Regions from separate parts of the Homo sapiens genome. Here region 2 is linked to region 1. The links are chromatin loops, found by intact Hi-C in ENCODE. Cell type or tissue: heart left ventricle. All regions are shown on one strand. Each heading gives the region's core, and the rest is flanking DNA. Links, peaks and the distances in the headings are about the cores only.

The links. Hi-C counts contacts between places; a loop is a spot of excess contacts. Peaks named below come from ENCODE experiments on the same cell type or tissue, not always from the same donor. Only the 100,000 strongest peaks of a DNase experiment are listed, where the experiment ranks them.
Region 2: a loop joins it to region 1, with 2.0 times the contacts of the local background. A loop is called at or near these places in 4 of 110 quality-filtered maps.

Annotation. Positions count from the first base shown.
Region 1 is chr15:84,594,432-84,602,514 of GRCh38, reverse strand. LOC105370947 (a long non-coding RNA gene) reads left to right here. Exons shown (of 4, transcript NR_186225.1): 4 at 2,712-3,081. It overlaps ZSCAN2 (zinc finger and SCAN domain containing 2), which reads right to left and starts at 1,506. Exons shown (of 3, transcript NM_181877.4): 1 at 1,380-1,506. RefSeq lists a silencer at 1,139-1,288 and an enhancer at 1,609-1,658. In heart left ventricle, for the core only: a CTCF peak has its summit at 3,326 (motif pointing left); no DNase peak of the experiment used is centred there; H3K4me3 peaks cover 125 bases.
Region 2 is chr15:84,779,775-84,787,857 of GRCh38, reverse strand. It overlaps ZNF592 (zinc finger protein 592), which reads right to left. Exons shown (of 11, transcript NM_014630.3): 4 at 2,963-5,201. The coding sequence starts at 5,182. Among named protein-coding and RNA genes, the nearest start is that of ALPK3, 34 kb to the left of the region's middle. RefSeq lists enhancers at 4,183-4,770, 4,771-5,358. In heart left ventricle, for the core only: no CTCF peak of the experiment used is centred there; no DNase peak of the experiment used is centred there; H3K27ac peaks cover 1,094 bases.

The DNA of each region.
Region 1 (8,083 bases), core at 2,080-4,579:
GGGGCTCAAAGGAGCCTTCTGGGATGATGGAAATTTTCAATATCTTCATTTGGCAATGGCGGCACAAGAGCAAACATATGAAATTTAAGATCTGCACATTACGCTGTATGTTTTTAATATTTTAAAAATTATATTGACAAAGATTAATCATTAATGATTTAAGATAATCCTTCTGATAGGAAAATAATGGATAAACACAAAATCAGCAGGGCAGAAAAACCATAGACACAGTAAGTCCTCAATTCCCTTTAAAAATGAACTCACAGCCGGGCGCGGTGGCTCAGACCTGTAATCCTAGCACTTTGGCAGGTTGAGGCGGGCGGATCACCTGAGGTCGGAAGATCGAGACCAGCCTGACCAACACGGAGAAACCTCGTCTCTACTAAAAACAAAATTAGCCAGGCGTGGTGGCGCATGCCCGTAATCCCAGCTACTCCGGAGGCTGAGGCAGGAGAATCGCTTGAACCCGGGAGGCAGAGGATGCGGTGAGCGGAGATCAGGCCATTGCACTCCAGCCTGGGCAACAAAAGCAAAACTCCGTCTCAAAAAAAAAAAAAAAAAAAAATGAACTCACAGGAAAAAAGAACGGGACGGCACCTACAAAATATTGAAAGCAGTGGAATTGCAAACGACTTAAAATATTATAAAAGCAATACAAAATTATTTTTAGCCCAAGCGCTGTAGCTCACGCCTGTAATTCCAGCACTTTGGGAGGCCGAGGAGGGAAGATGGCTTGAGGCCGGGAGTTCATGACCAACCTGGGCAACAGAGTGAGACCCAGTCTCTACAAAAATAAAAAAATTTTTTAAAAAATCATTACTACATCATAAAGACTCAACTAACAACCCTCCCTCAATGAAAAGGGGAGAAAAGCTGACAAAAGCTTAAAAAAAAAAGGACAAAAAATAAAAGCTAGTGGGAAAACCGAAGCTCTCAACGTGTATTTACTCAAATGACTAGAAGAAATACTGGCATATGGTGTAAGAGAACTCTTCCTACTTGGGAGCCTGGGAAAAGTGTGCCAGGTCAGCTAATTTGCGGTCTGACTTGGGGCACGACACGCCCCCTCTGAACCTCAGTTTCCCCATCTGTAAAACGTGTACGCTGCGCGGGATGTCGTCGAATGCCCCTTCCCGTCCAAAGCCTGCGCTTCTCGGTAGGAGAGGCAAGGAGCTCTCCGCCAGGGAGACGCGTCCGGGACGGTTCGCTGAGCGGAGCCGGCGCGTAAATCGGGGCTGCAGGGCCCGCAGGATACGGAGCGCGACCCCGACGCCCCTCCCCCAGCAGAGCTGCCGGCAGCTGGCTCCAGGCCCACTATTCCCTCACCTCGGGCTACTGCCCGGGGTCCGCGTGGCTCCAGGCCTGCCTCTCCGGCTCACCTCTCGGGAGACCAGGTCCTGCTCTAGCGGTTGCTTCGCGTGCGAAAGCGCCCCCGGGCTCGGCCCGGCCCCTCCAGATTCACCCCGGCTCAAGCCCGTGGGGCACCGAGAACAATGGACGGGAGAGGCCCGCCCACCGCCGCGCTCATTGGCTGCCGAGAACGGCCCTGGAAATTCTGCCTTTCTGTTGGTGGAGACGGCACCCAGCCGGGCGGCAGGAGGGAGGCTGGGCCCAAGGCATTGTGGGAGATGTAGTCCGCCCGGAGACGAACCTGACCGCGGTCCCCGGAGTAGGGTTTGGGGCTGACAGCCTGGGCAGTGCCTGCGGACCAGAGGCAGGAAAATCCGCAGACTGACCGTCAGAAACCCTGTGTTGGCTAGAGCTGTAACCCGAGACAAGCCGTTTCACTTATCTAAGGCCTCTGTATATTTGTCTATAAAAAGTGAAAGTTGGATGGCCGGACTTGAAGGACCTTTTCGGCTGCGAACCTTGTGGCAAGGAGTATTGTTAGGCACCCTCGACCGGCGAGAGCGGACCCTGGGCAGGAAGGGAATCCATGGGGGAACAAATCCTCATCGCCCAAGCCTGGCGCCTTTCCCCCAGTTTGCAGCTGTACACATGCACCCGGTCTTCGCACACCCCTTTGTTTTCGCACGTGGTATTCCTGTGTTTGGAGGAACGCCCTGCCCCGCCTCCTCTGCCGCGGAACTCCCATTCTTCCAGCTTCTCCTGGGTGGAGCCTGCCCTGTCATCACCACCTCCCCAGGCAGAGACACCGCCCCTAGTACACGTGTTGGACGTCCCCATTTTATTTTTTAAATATATATATGTATGTATTTGTATATATATATATATATTTATTTATACACACACACTCACAGACAGGATCTACATTTCATAGAGACAGGGTTTCCATATGTTGCCCAGGCTGACCTCGAACCCCTGGGCTCAAGCGATCCTTCCTCCTCAGCCTCCCAAAGTGCTGGAATTACAGGTGTGAGCCACCGCACCTGGCTGACGTCTCCATTTTAGTACTGATCACCGGGTTGCTTACTTGTCAATCTCAGTATGGGGGAAGGGAGGGTGCCCGGGTGTGGGAGGTTGGCCTCCATCTTTGTGTTTTACGGCTGGCGCTGTTGAAGAAACGGCTGCCCCAACCCTGCTTGAAAACAGGTGAGAAACTACCTGGAAACTCAAGCGGAAAATCTAAAAATGGAGAGAGACACCCTTAATGGTCTGTGATAGAATAGTTATGTATGTTTGCACTGAGCAATTACTGGAGGCACCTGCAATGAAATGACTGCTTTTTTTTTTCCTCCTCTGTCGCCCAGGCTGGAGTGCAGTGACACGATCTCGGATCAAGTGATTCTCCTGCCTCAGCCTCCCAAGTAGCTGGGATTACCGGCGTGCGCCACCACACCTGGCTAATTTTGCGTGTTTTTAGTAGAGACAGAGATTTCACCATGTTGATCAGGCTGGTCTTGAATTCCTGACCTCAGGTGATCCAGCCGTCTTGGCCTCCCAAAGTGCTGAGATTACAGGCATGAGCCACGTGCCCGGTCCTTTTCCCATTTTTAAATTGGATTTATTTGTAAGAGCTCTTTGTATATTAAGAAAATTATCCCTTTGTCACAGCAGTTGCTACTCTTTCTCAGTTTGCTGTTTGTTTTCTGCTGGTTTATTAAATATAGAAATTTGAAATTTTTTTGCAGTCAAATTTGTTAATCTTATCTTTTTATAGCCTGTGAGTTTTGTGTTAGAAAGTCCTCTGCACCACTCCAAAGATTATGTGAAATTCACCTGTTTTTCACTAATTAACCTCTTGAATCCAATTACAGAGATGCAAAGTGAAGTTCAGCTAGTGATTCTTATCCAATACCCTGGTAGCATCTTTATTATCCCAGACTGACCACATGCAAATAGCACCACCTCCAGGCCAGCCTGAGAAGTCTGCACTAAGCCCCTGGATGCAGAATTCTGGGCCACCACCCCTCCAAGTGATTTTTTTTGGGATGACATTGTATTAAAAAAGATGGGTTTCTCCATGTGTCCATCCTTACCAGGAATGGAAATTTACACAAAAAGGAAAAGATGCAGGGGAGGCTGGGGATGCACAGATGGAACTTTCCAGCAGCTCAAGCGTTTATTTACCTCTGTTCCTAACCCATGTCAACCCTTGACCACAGAACTGGCACTAGCTTGTCACTGGAGAGTCCTAAAGAAGCTGTCTCCTCTGTGTCTGATTCTGGGAAGCTGGTCCTTGCCAGTGTCAACTATCCTACATGAGACAGAGAGAAAGTCACATTTAAGACCAATTCATGGCATAATGATCCTACTGAGAAGGGCCCTGGTAGCCAAGCCAGTACCCTAAGACCAGCCTGCTACATCGAAGCAAGCCTGGAAACACAGCCAAGTTCAAGGTTGCTCCCCCAAGAGAGTCCTTTCTCCATTGGCCAAACCACAAGGGTGAGAGAGGCTCTGTTCCACCAGAAAGCATTCTTGGTTAAAAGCTTAAGAACTAATCTGGCTAACTTAAGTAAAAGGGACTTACTGAAAGACTGTCAGGGAACTGACAGAGTAGAAGGGAGCTGACGAATCAGGCTTGAGAACAGTTAGGAGCCAAGAGACAAAGAGGAAGTCCCCAAAAACCACAATAACAGTCTCTGAGCAGAAAAAGTTCAGCTTGCCTATCCCATGACCTCTGGTGGTACTACAGCCATCTCTGTTTCTCCGCCTTTCTCACACAAATTCTCCCATGCAAGGAAAGAGCATTTGGTTGGTTGAGTCTAAGTCACATGCACATTCCCTGGATGCAGCAGGGTGAGAGAGGATTGGATGTGGCTCCTAGATTTTCTTACTAATACCCCACACAAAGGCAGATTCTCCACTCTGGAGACTGAAGGCCTGTTAGGAAACACTGGACAGGCAGAAACAATATCACTACTTGTCTTTAGGCTCTGAGCAAGAAGGGACCTCACCCCAAGGAATGCTCAGCCTAAGGCATTTGGGGGCCCTTAGCTCATCTAGAGTTGATGAAAAATGATGTGGGTGGGAATGGGGAGAACTGCTCCATAACAGTTCTTTCCATAACAGTTTTGATTGGAGAGTTTAGTCCATTAACATTCAATGTTAGTATTGACTTATTCTTGCCATTTTGTTTTCTGGTTGCTGTGGTCTTCTCTTTCTTCTTTTCTTTCTGTCTTCCTTATTGTGAAGGTGATTTTCTCTGGTAGTATGATTTAATTTCTTGCTTTTTGTGTTTTGTGTATTTATTGCATATTTTTAAATTTGAGATTACCATGAGGCTTGGAAATACCATCTTATAACCCATTATTTAAACTGATGACAACTTTGCACTGCTTGCACAAAGGAACAAACAAATAAACAATGAAACAAATAAAAAGAAAACTAATAAAAACTCTATTTTAATTTGTCCTGCTTTTTAACTTTTTGCTATTTCTACTTACATCTTATTGCACTGTCTATGTCTTGAGAAGTTGTTGTACTTATTACTATTTTTGTTTGGTTCATCTTTTAGTCGTTCTACTTAAGAGTTGTTTGCACAATTGCCGTGTTATAATACTCTGTGTTTTTCTGTGTACTTACTATTACCAGTGAGTTTTGTAACTTCACATGATGTCTTATTGCTCATTAATGTCCTTTCGTTTCTGATTGAAGATGTCCCTTTAGCATTTCCTGTAGGATAGGTCTGGTGTTGATGAAATCCCTCAGCTTTTGTTTGTCTGGGAAAGTCTATTTCTCCTTCATGTTCAAAGGACATTTTCACTGGATATGTTATTCTAGGGTAAAAGTTTTTTCCTTCAGCTCTTAAAATATGTCATGCTGCTCTCTCCTGGCATGTAAGGTTTTCACAGAAAGTCTGCTGCCAGGCGTATTGGAGTCCCATTGTATGTTATTTGTTTCTTTTCTCTTGCTGCTTTAGGATCCTTTCTTTATCCTTGACCTTTGGGAGTTTGAGTATTAAATGTCTTCAGGTAGTCTTCTTTGGGTTAAATCTGCTTGGTGTTCTATAATCTTCTTGTACTTGAATATTTATAGCTTTCTCTAGGTTTGGAAAGTTCTCTGTTATTATCCCTTTGAATAAACTTTCTATTTCTCTGTTTCCTCTTTAAGGCCAATAACTCTTGGCTTTGCCCTTCTGAGGCTGTTTTCTAGATTTCGTGGGCATGCTTCATTAAAAAAAAATTTTTTTTGTCTTCTCTAACTGTATATTTTCAAATAGCTTGTCTTCAAGCTCACTAATTTTTTCTTCTGCTTGATCAATTCCACAATTAAGAGACTGATGCATTCTTCATTATGTCAATTGCATTTTTCAACTCCAGAATTTCTGCTTGATTCTTTTTATTTCAATCTCATTGTTAAATTTATCTTATAGAATTCTGAATCCTTTCTGTGTTATCTTTAATTTCTCTGAGTTTCCCCAAAACTGCTATTTTAAATTATCTGTCTGGAGGTCACTTATCTCTGCTTCTCTAGGATTCGCCCCTCTAGTTTGTTTGGTGAGGTCATGTTTTCCTGGATGGTCTTGATGGTTGCAGTTGTTTGTCAGTGCCTTAGCATTCAAGATTTATGTATTTATTGTAGTCTTCTCAGTCTGGGGTTGTTTGTACCCATCCTTGGGAAGGCTCTCCAGGTATTTGAAGGATGTGGGTCTTGTGATCTAAACTGTATCTGCATTAGGGGACACGCCAAACCCAGTAATGCTATGGTTCTTGCAGACTCATAGAGGTACTGCCTTGGTGGTCTTGGGTAAGATCTAGAATTCTCTGGACTACCAGGCAGAGATTCTTATCCTCTACCTGTCATTTCTCCCAAACAAACAGTCTCAGTCTCTCTCTCTCTGCTGAGCCACTTGGAGCTAGGGGTGGGCTGACACAACATCCCTATGGCCACCACCACTGGGACTGCAATGGATCAGACCTAAAGCCAGCAAAGCACTGGGTCTCACTCAAAGCCTGCTGTAAACACTACCTGGCTATCCCCTATGTTCACTCAAGGCCTAGGGCTCTACAGTCAGCAGGTGGCAAAGCCAGCCATGTTTGTGTCCTTCCCTTCAGGCCAATGAGTTCCCTCAGGCCCTGGCGGGTCCAGAGATGCTGTCTGGGAGCCAGGGACTGGAGTCAAAAACCTCAGAAATTTACCTGGTGCTTTAGTCTATGGTGGCTGAACTGGCACTGAAACCATGTGAAAAAGTCCTTCCCATTCTTCCTTCCCCTTTCCACAGGCAGAGGAGCCTCACCCTGTGGCCACCCCCACAGGCCCACAGCGAGTACTGCCAAGCTACTGGCTATGTTCACTTAGGGCCCAAGGGCTCTTCAGTTGCTTGTGGTGAATGCTTCCAGGCCTGGGACTCACCCTTCAGGGTGAGGTCAGAGCAGGTCCAGAAATGCTGTCTAAGAGCCAAGGCCTAGAATCAGTGACCACAAGAGCCCATTTGATGCTCTACCACATTGTGGCCAGGCAGGTACCTAAGCTGCAAGACAGAGTCCCTTGTGCATTTCTCTCTGCTTTTCTCAAGCAGAAGAAGTCTCTCACCACAGCCACCATAGCTGGGAATATGCTGGGTCTCACCCGAAGCCAGCATGCCTCAGAGTCTTACTCCAGGCCCATAGCATACTACCTGGGTATCACTGCAGGTTATTTGGGTCAAAAGGGCTCTAGAGTCAGCAGATGATGAATCCTGCCAGGACTGGGTTCTTTCCTTCAAGGCAGCAGGTTCCCTTCTGGCCCAGGGTGTATCTAGAAATGTAATTCAGGAGCTACGTCCTGGAATGGAGGCCTCTCAACTCTGACTAGTGCTCTATCCTACTGTGGCTGAGCTGGTATCCAAGATGTAAGATAAAGTCCTCTTTACTCTTCCCCCTCCTCTCCTCAAGCAAAAGGAAGAAGTCACTTTTGTTGCTGCAAGCTGTGCTGCCTGGGGTTGGGGGAGGGGTGGTGCAAACCCTCCCTTGGCTCCCTTGCCTGGTGTCTCTCTAGGTTGTGTGCCCCGAGTCCACTGGCTCTGAGCCCAGCATGGCATTAGGAATTGCCTAGGAGTTGAAGTCCTTATGGTCTAGACTGGCTTGAAAGTTTATTTAGGGCCCCAGAGCATGATAGCCTGCCATGCCAAGGCTTGTCAAAACCCAAGCCTCAAGCCTCCTAACTACTGGGATGGGTGAAGTCCTCTGGGTAGGGCTGGTCTAAATGCTCCCTCCATGGGCAGGTGTCATGAGAGTTCCACCTGGTTTTGCTTTCTGCTGTGACAGGGCAGCACTGAGTTCAGTGCAAAGTCCCACAGTTGCTGCATTCTCCCTCTCCCAAGTGCACAGATTCTCTCAGCACCACAGCGGCCACTGCTGAGGGATGGGGGAGGGGTGACATCAGTGTTTCAAGACTGTCTTTCCCACCCTCCTCAGTGCCTCTTTCAGCGATATGAAGTTAAAGCCAGGTACTTTGAGTCCTCACCTGATTTTTGGTTCTTATGAAGATGCTTTTTTGCTGTGGACAGTTGTTAAATTTGATTTTCCTGCAAGGAGAATCATTGGTGGAGGCTGCTATTCAGCCATCTTGATCTGCTCCTCCTCCCTCACCGAACTTTAATTATCTCCTAAGAGCTCTATTTCCAAATACAATCACATAGCAGATCAGAGCTCCAATGTATGAATTTTGGGGAGACCCAATTCAGTCTATAGCATTTGGA
Region 2 (8,083 bases), core at 1,887-4,386, 190 kb before region 1:
TTTATGAAACATAAACAAACGTGATGTATAGCCCCATGTTCAGATCCTGACTCAAAATAATCCCAACTGTAAAAAGACATTTTTTGACATAACTGGAAAAATCTGAATATGAACTTGTAGTAGGTAATACTAAGGGACTGTTATTAATTGTGTTGGGTGGAATGACAATATCCATCTGGCTGACATCCTGCCCCAACAGCGTGGCTTGGAAAGCAAGAGGAAGGATGAAAGAACTCCCTGGGTCACTGCAGAGGGAGGCATGCTCCATTCAGGGGCAGACTCCCAGGAAGAAGATGGAAATCCCAAACCGATGCTGTTCCCACAGTCCCTGCTGTGGTGTGGAGCCCAACTATCTGTCCACCCCCTGCCCTGGACACATGGGCTGAAGCTAGATACTGTCCTGTGGAAAACCCAAGCCCAGCAGCCATCAAGCCTAGTTTTTAATCCCATAGCTCAGGGCTCACCCTTTCCCTGAGACTCAGAAGCCACAATGAGTGGCATGAGATTTTGTGAGGGATTTGGAGCTGGCTGAGAGAGGCCTGATAGCCTTCTGTGCACTCCTTCCCTTCCTGTCGGCGGGTGCTCTTCTCCAGCTCCCACTAGGGCAGAATGACACAGAGAGGATGTAAGATGAGAAAGGTGCCATGCCAGCCTGGGATCCTACACCCAGACCTCTGCCTACTCAAATTTTAGAAGATGCACAAGGAGGCGGGTGTGATGGCTCATGCCTGTAATCCCAGCACTTTGGGAGGCCGAGGCAGGTGGATCACTTGAGGTCCGAAGTTCAAGACCGGCCTGGGCAAACATGGCAAAACTCCATCTCTACTAAAAATACAAAAATTAGCCAGGCATGGTGGCGCACACCTGTAGTCGCAGCTACTCAGGAAGCTGAGGCAGGAGAATCACTTGAACCCAGGAGGCAGAGGCTGCAGTGGGCCGAGATCGCACCACTGCACTCCATCCTGGGCAACAAAGCAAGACTCCGTCTCACAAAAAAAAAAAAAAAAAAAAAAAAAGATACGTAAGGACCAGTGTGAAAAAATCCCAGGCCCAGGCATCAGACCTCCACTGCCATGGGGCCTCCTCATGGCCCCTTGACTCAGATAAAGTAAACCTGGCCCAACTCAACCATGCTGGGGCAGCAAGAACACTGAAGCCCCAGGGGAAGAGACCCAGAGTGCCCACACCCCATCTGACGCATCAGAAGAAAAATGCAAACTGAAACAGAGCAGGAGGAGATGAGAGGCCACAGTGGGATCCTATAGCACCTTCTGGCCCCTTTGGGGGGCTGAGTCCTCTGCAGAAGCCCTACAGGCCCGCCAAACTCAACCTCTGACCTCTACCCTAATATTTCCAAGACCAGCCTCATGCATAACAATGTCCTCTTCTTCAAACCCACTCTGCACTCTCATATTCCTTTGCTCCCTATACTCAAAACACCCTTGCCCCTCCTACTCCTCCAAACTCATCCTTGCAAGCCCAACTTAAATTTCACCTCCACACAGCATCTTCCTTACGCATGGAGTCATCGTGAATTAGTCCCTCTGGGGCACTCTGCGCAACTAAGTTTATAACCTTGGTTTAGCCCCACTCTCAGTTGGCCATATACTGTAGCTGTTTGGGTGGTGACCACTGCCCTTGCTAGGCCACTGTAAGCTCCTGAAGGTTAGACTCCCTTCTGCCGGCATCCCCTGGTTGGCATAGACCCCCAGCCCATGCACAGTGGGCACTCAGGGAACACATGCAAAGCTCAACAGCTACCAACACATGCACAGAACCCTGGCTGAACTGAAGCAAAAAGAGCTGTTTTACTTTCCTCCCAGGCCTCTGTAGCACCAGCTTAGGGAAGCACCATGAGGGGTGGGTCTGGCTATGTCATGAAGAGAACCACCTTCTGGAGGCCTCTTTCTTCAGAGAAACCACTAACACATAACATAGACACAGAAGGTGCCAAAGGGTATTCTCAGCGCAGAAGGCTTTTTTTTTTTTTTTAAATGAATCTCATCAAGCATAACCAAGAATCAAAACAAGCAGACAAGCACAGTTGCTTTCCTGGAGTGGTGAGAACGCAGTTGAAAGAAGGAGGCTCCATAAACCTCTGCCACAGGCCCCACATGTCTGTCCACTCTCCTTCCTCCTATCCCAGCCCTGCCATTGGCCCTACTGCAGTTTCCACAAAAGGACTCTGCAAGAACAGCTGTGTCACTGCAGGGCAGAACAACAACTTATTAAAGACACAGTTCTTTGGCTGGGGACAGTGGCTCACGCCTGTAATCCCAGCACTCTGGGAGGCTGAGGTGGGCAGATCACTTGAAGCCAGGAGTTCAAGAACAGCCTGGGCAACATGGTGAAACCCTGTCTCTACTAAAAATACAAAAATTAGCTAGGCGTGGTGGCACATGCCTGGAGTCCTAGCTACTTGGGAGGCTGAGGCATAAGAATCACTTGAACCCCAGAGGCAGAGGTTGTAGTGAACTGAGATCCCACCAGTGCACTCCAGCCTGGGTGACAGAGTGAGACTCCGTCTCAAGAAAAAAAAAAAAAAGACAAAGTTCTTAGAACAGACTGAGGTGCAGGGGCAGTGACTCAGCTATCTCTGTCCCCAAGTTCCTTGGTCACATGCTAAGACTGTGCTGACACCTGCCAGAGACCAGAGGGAGATCATCCAGTAAAGACCTATCTCGGGCCTGACACTGGGCCTTGACAGACCCTTTGAGGGGAAGTTGAGTGGAACACGGGACACGTCCGTAAATACACTTGCTAAATTAGGGTCTCACCTCAGTATGGGCAGGACACCTTTTCCAACAAACACCAAACACTAAATATTCAGGCAGACATCCTCTTCTAAGACTCATAAGATTCCACCACTGCCCCCATATCAATGAGCTTTCCTCTCCATGCCCAGTCATGGAACCTGTGTGAGCCAGGGGCCCGATACCCGTAACAGTGAGGGTCTGCTTACCAGCCCCTCTGTCTCCTCTGTTGTCCTCTGGAAATGTGCAGCCAGGACCATGTAGTCCCGCATCTGCTTGTGACATTCAAGACACTTGATTGAGTACCGGATGAGCCTCACAGGGTCTGGGTAGAGTGGCAAGGCTGGAGGAGGGGGACTGGCACTGCCCGAAGTGAGGCCATGTTTGGGAGAGGATGAAGGGGCTGGGGCTGCTGGTGCCGTGGAGTTCACAGGGGCCGACACGAACATTTGGTCCGCAGAGATAGGCTTCACCAGCAGCTGGGAACACTGCATGACGAGCCCCTTGCTCTTGTGGTCACGGGCGTGCCGGAGCAGGCTGCACTTGTTGAAGAAGAGCAGCGTCTTGGAGCACAGTGTGCACAGTACCTCAATGTGGACGCTCCGCCGGCCATAGTGCTGGCTCAGGCTCTTCTCTAAGGCAAATGCGTCTCCACACTCCAGGCAGCAGTACCCACTGGCCGGCACGTGGATCCTGCTGTCCGCAGGCGGGCTGAGATTTGGCGCATAGAGGGGCACGGGGTTGGAGCTGTGAAGGACCTTGTTGAAGACCTCTACAATCAGTGGGGCAGCCTTTTTCACCTGGTGGACCAGGGGCACCGACATTTGTGTAAGCTGTGGCTGGCTCCGTCTTTGCACTGAAGACTTGGCTGTCACTGATGCAGCAACACTGTGGGGGACGAGGTTCAGGTTGGCCAAGTGCACGGCTTTGGGCAGGAGGTTGGCAGGGGCCAGGGTGGATGCCTGCAGTGCTGTGCTCTGTTGCTTCTTGCCTGTCTGTGAGCCTGGGGCAGCCCCCTTTGGGACCCGGGGCCCAGAACTGCAGCTGGGAGATGACGAGTCACTGGCCTTTGTCATGCTCTCGTCCCCTTTCCTGGCCCCCTGGGGGCTCCCTGAATTTGTGCCTGCCTCAGGAAAGTGCTCTTCCACAGGCACCTCATCCCCTGGCATCTCGCTGGGGGCCTCTGCAATGGCGCTCCCTAGAGGTGACCCAACAGGGGACTTACTTGGATCATCAGGATCTGGCAGGATCCTTGTGACAGTCCGTTTGATTTCCCCTGATGATGTCTTAATGGTTTTGATTCTCACTTTGGGAATTGCTGGTGGGGAGCTGGCAGCCACAGACGGTGAGCCTTTGCTGCTGCTGTCACTGCAGATGCTACGAGGGCTGTCCGATGGCTTGATACTTTTTCTAGTGGCCTCCAGAGGGCTCCGGGGACTCTTTGGTGACTTGGGCATTTTGGGGCTACCTTTAGAACTCTCTTTAGTGGGCCCTGAGAGATCCTTTGTGTGGCCAGGCTGATCCTCCTTAGTGACACTAGCCACTCTTTTGGCCTGCAAGGCCACCAAGGCTGCCACACAAGAGGACAGCTTGGAATGAGCTGGCTTTAGACGCTGCCTAGGGGGGACTGATGAGCAGGTACCAAGCTCCCGGGCAAGCCCCTTGGACTCTCCAATACTGTTGCTAGGATGGCTGTTGAACTCCAAAGCTTCCCCGAAGAATCGAGTGGCATCCGGATCCTTGTGAGGTTCCACTGTGTTCTGCCCACTTTGCTCGTGTTCCTGCTGGCTCCCCAAGGGCAGGGGTTCTGGCTTGGGTTCTTTCTTACAAAAATGATCAAACATATGCAGCTCTGGAACCGGAAACTTAGCCAGAGCCTCCAGGACTGGGCCTCCCACAGCCCCGCACCCAAGAGGGGGTGGGAAATAACTGTCAGAGTGTTTGGGCTTTATCCCAAATCCGTTATCTTTGATGGGATCCTCAGGTTCTGGGCTGGAGATTGGACTGAACTGGTTGAAGGTGGGTAATGGCTCTGACTTGGGAGGCTCCAGTTTGCCAGGGAAACTCCTGGCACTGTCTCCATTCATAAAAGTAGAATCAAATTTCCCACAGTTGTGGGGATCTGGAGGCAGATCTGAGCCCCGGAATCCATTGTGTAGGAGACTGGGAGTAATGTGGTCTTTCTCCGCTTCAAATGACTCCTGGCGGCTGGTGTTCTTGACAATGACACTCACGGCCGGCACATCGGGGGCTGATCCTGAGTGAGACAAGGACACACTTTCATCCATACATATGCCTGGAGGTTTGAGGGGACTCTCATTCTCCTCACTGGGTGTCTGGATGGCCTCCTTGGCATCAAGGCTGGTGGGGTCTGGGATGTCAAAGGCAGCCAGAAGGTCATCAAAATCTGGGGTTTTCATATCCCCCATGGCTGGATGCTGGCAAGGGCTGTAACAGAAACAGAAAACAGAATCAGTGACCACCAGGGTCCCACTGGACCATCTTCACTACACACCCATCAAACTAATGCACACACAGCCAGCACACCCATGCAGAACCCCACATACTATGACAGGAAGCCACACACCTCAGTTTTACCCCAACAGGTTTCTAAAATGCTGGAGAGGTGGGGGCAGAGATGGAAAGAGTAGTGAAATGTAGCAACAAGCCTGCCTGGATGATCTTAAACCTCAGTACCTGGAAATTGGTGGCTGGTTATTACAAAGCCACAGAGAGTATACTCCTACCATACTCCCTCAGCTTCTCAGGGAATATCATCCCTCCACGATCATGTGCACTAGCAAAAAGCCACTTAGCACTTCCAGCCTTTAGAAAACTACTGATTAATACATGAAACCTGGCTATAACTTCTGCTAATTTACTCTTAGTAATTACTCACTAACTTTATATAACTTTGGGGTTTCTTTCTGCATAAATTCAATCAAATCCAAAATGATTTGCTATTTGTGTTGTCTCATGAATAAACTCTAGAAAATTATATCATCCCTAGGTATTTTTTCTCTGTTCAGCAGACACACTTGATTCCTTTTCACCCTAAAACTGTTATCAGTTGGTGAATGCTCCTCCATTAAACCTGAGGAACAGGGTGACTTGCAAAGTACCAACAGTTATCAAATTGGCCAAGTGACAGTTTGGGGGAAGCCTAAATTCTATTTTGACTAATATACAAAGAATAGGATAATAATTCTATTTTAAATTAATATACTTGTCTCCTTCATGATCTGGGAAAGCAGAGCTACAGAACTACTGCAACAGAGGAAACACAAGGCCCTAGAGAGACCTTCCATTAGGAAATTCTTATAAAACTCACACTTCAGATGAAACATGAAACTGGCTGGCTCAAACCTGCTGGAGGGAGAAGAAAAACCTCACCATCTCCCTTTAAGTCCTGCATCTGCTTCAGCATTCCAGGGCCTTTACTGGCTTAAGTGTTTCTTACGTCACATTTATGTTGAAAACCTTTCTGGATGCAGATTGGCACAATTCTTTCAGAAAGCAGTATGGTAGCTTCATAGAACCAGAAAAGTGGCAAACTTTAGGTCCAGGAACCCCACTTCCAGAAATTTATCCTAAGAACAAAAATTCTCAAAAACTACATGCAAAAGTATATGTTACAGCATTATTTAAAAAGCACAAAAGGGAGACATACACACAAAAATAATTTAAATGTCTAAGACCAAAAAAAAAAAAAAATACTTGATAGACTATAACGCAGTCATTAAAAATTCTCATTAAGGGCCCGTCGCAGTGGCTCTTGCCTATAATCCCAGCACTTTGGAAGGCCAAGGTGAGTGGATAGCTTGAGGTCAGGAGTTCAAGACCAGCCTGGCCAACATGATGAAACCCCATCTCTACTAAAAATACAAAAATCAGCCAGGCGTGGTGGTGGGCGCCTTAATCCCAGCTACTCCGGAGGCTGAGGCAGGAGAATCACTTGATCCCAGGAGGTGGAGGTTGCCATGAGTAGAGATCGCACCACTGCCCCCAGCCTGGGCGACAGAGTGAGCAACTCCATCTCAAAATAAATAAATAAATAAATAAATAATAAAAATTCTCATTATGAAATCTATATAGCAACAAGGAAAATTATTTATAATGTCAAGTTTAAAAAGACTAATACAAAAATGTTGTCAGACTATAACAATGTAAAACTACGCGTGCATTTGAGCCAAGATTTTTTAAAAAATGAAAATGATTACGCAGACTAGTGGAATTACTGTTGGGTTATTTTTTCAAAACTTTTTTAGGGGGCTGATAGATTGCTTTTATAATTTTTAAAGGAAAAATAACAACAACAACAACAACAACAACAAAACCCACTCAGAACCACAAGGCAGCAGGTGGCATAGCAGAGGTATATCTCTTACCACCCCGTGGGATCAACAGGTTTCCAGGTTTGGTTTCTTGCCCCACTCCCAACTCCCAGCAAAACACATCTGCCTGCATATGAGTTCTCACAGAAAATGAAAACTCACTCCCTCCCATTGGGAAGATATCTAATTATGGTAATAATAAAGTACAATACCAATTACCTAAACATGGGTTGGCAGAATACCCCACTGGAATGAGATACAAAGTTTTGAACAGAACGAATGTTTGTCTCTTGGAACAGGAGGTGTTGGAACCCATAAACAAGGGGAACATACTGGATGTCACTGAAAACAGTGGGCACTCAATACCAAGTGACCTACTAGGCAGGGTGATCATAACTATAAGGAAACTCCTGCATGATATTTGCTTTATAAGCTTCTTTTTAATTTCTTTTTTGTTCTTTCTTTCTTCTAAATGTCTAGGAAAGGCCAAGCGCAGTGGCTCACTCCTGTAATCCCAGCACTTTGGGAGGCTGAGGTAGGTGGATCACCTGAGGTCAGGAGTTTGAGACCAGCCTGGCCAACATAGTGAAATCTCATCTCTACTAAAAATACAAAAATTAGTTGGGTGTGGTGGCACACGCCTGTAGTACCATCTACTTGGGAGGCTGAAGCAGGAGAATCACTTGAACCCAGGAGGAGGAGGTTGCAGTGAGTCGAGATCTTGCCACTGCACTCCAGCCTGGGCAATAGACCAAGACTCCAACTCAAAAAAAAAAAAAAACAAAACTGTCTAGGAAAAAAAGATTGAGGGGAAAGGGCAGAATAGATTTTCCAGCTCTCATTAAGGAGCTGGAAAAAGCATGTGGGAGAAGAGGAGGAGAAGTTGATTGTGTGTCTAAGGATTAGCTGGGAGCCTGCTATTATCTAATATGAAGTTGCAGAGGCTTGAAGCAGAGAAAGATTAGATCAGAAGTAAAGCTCTCCTCATAGAGAAAT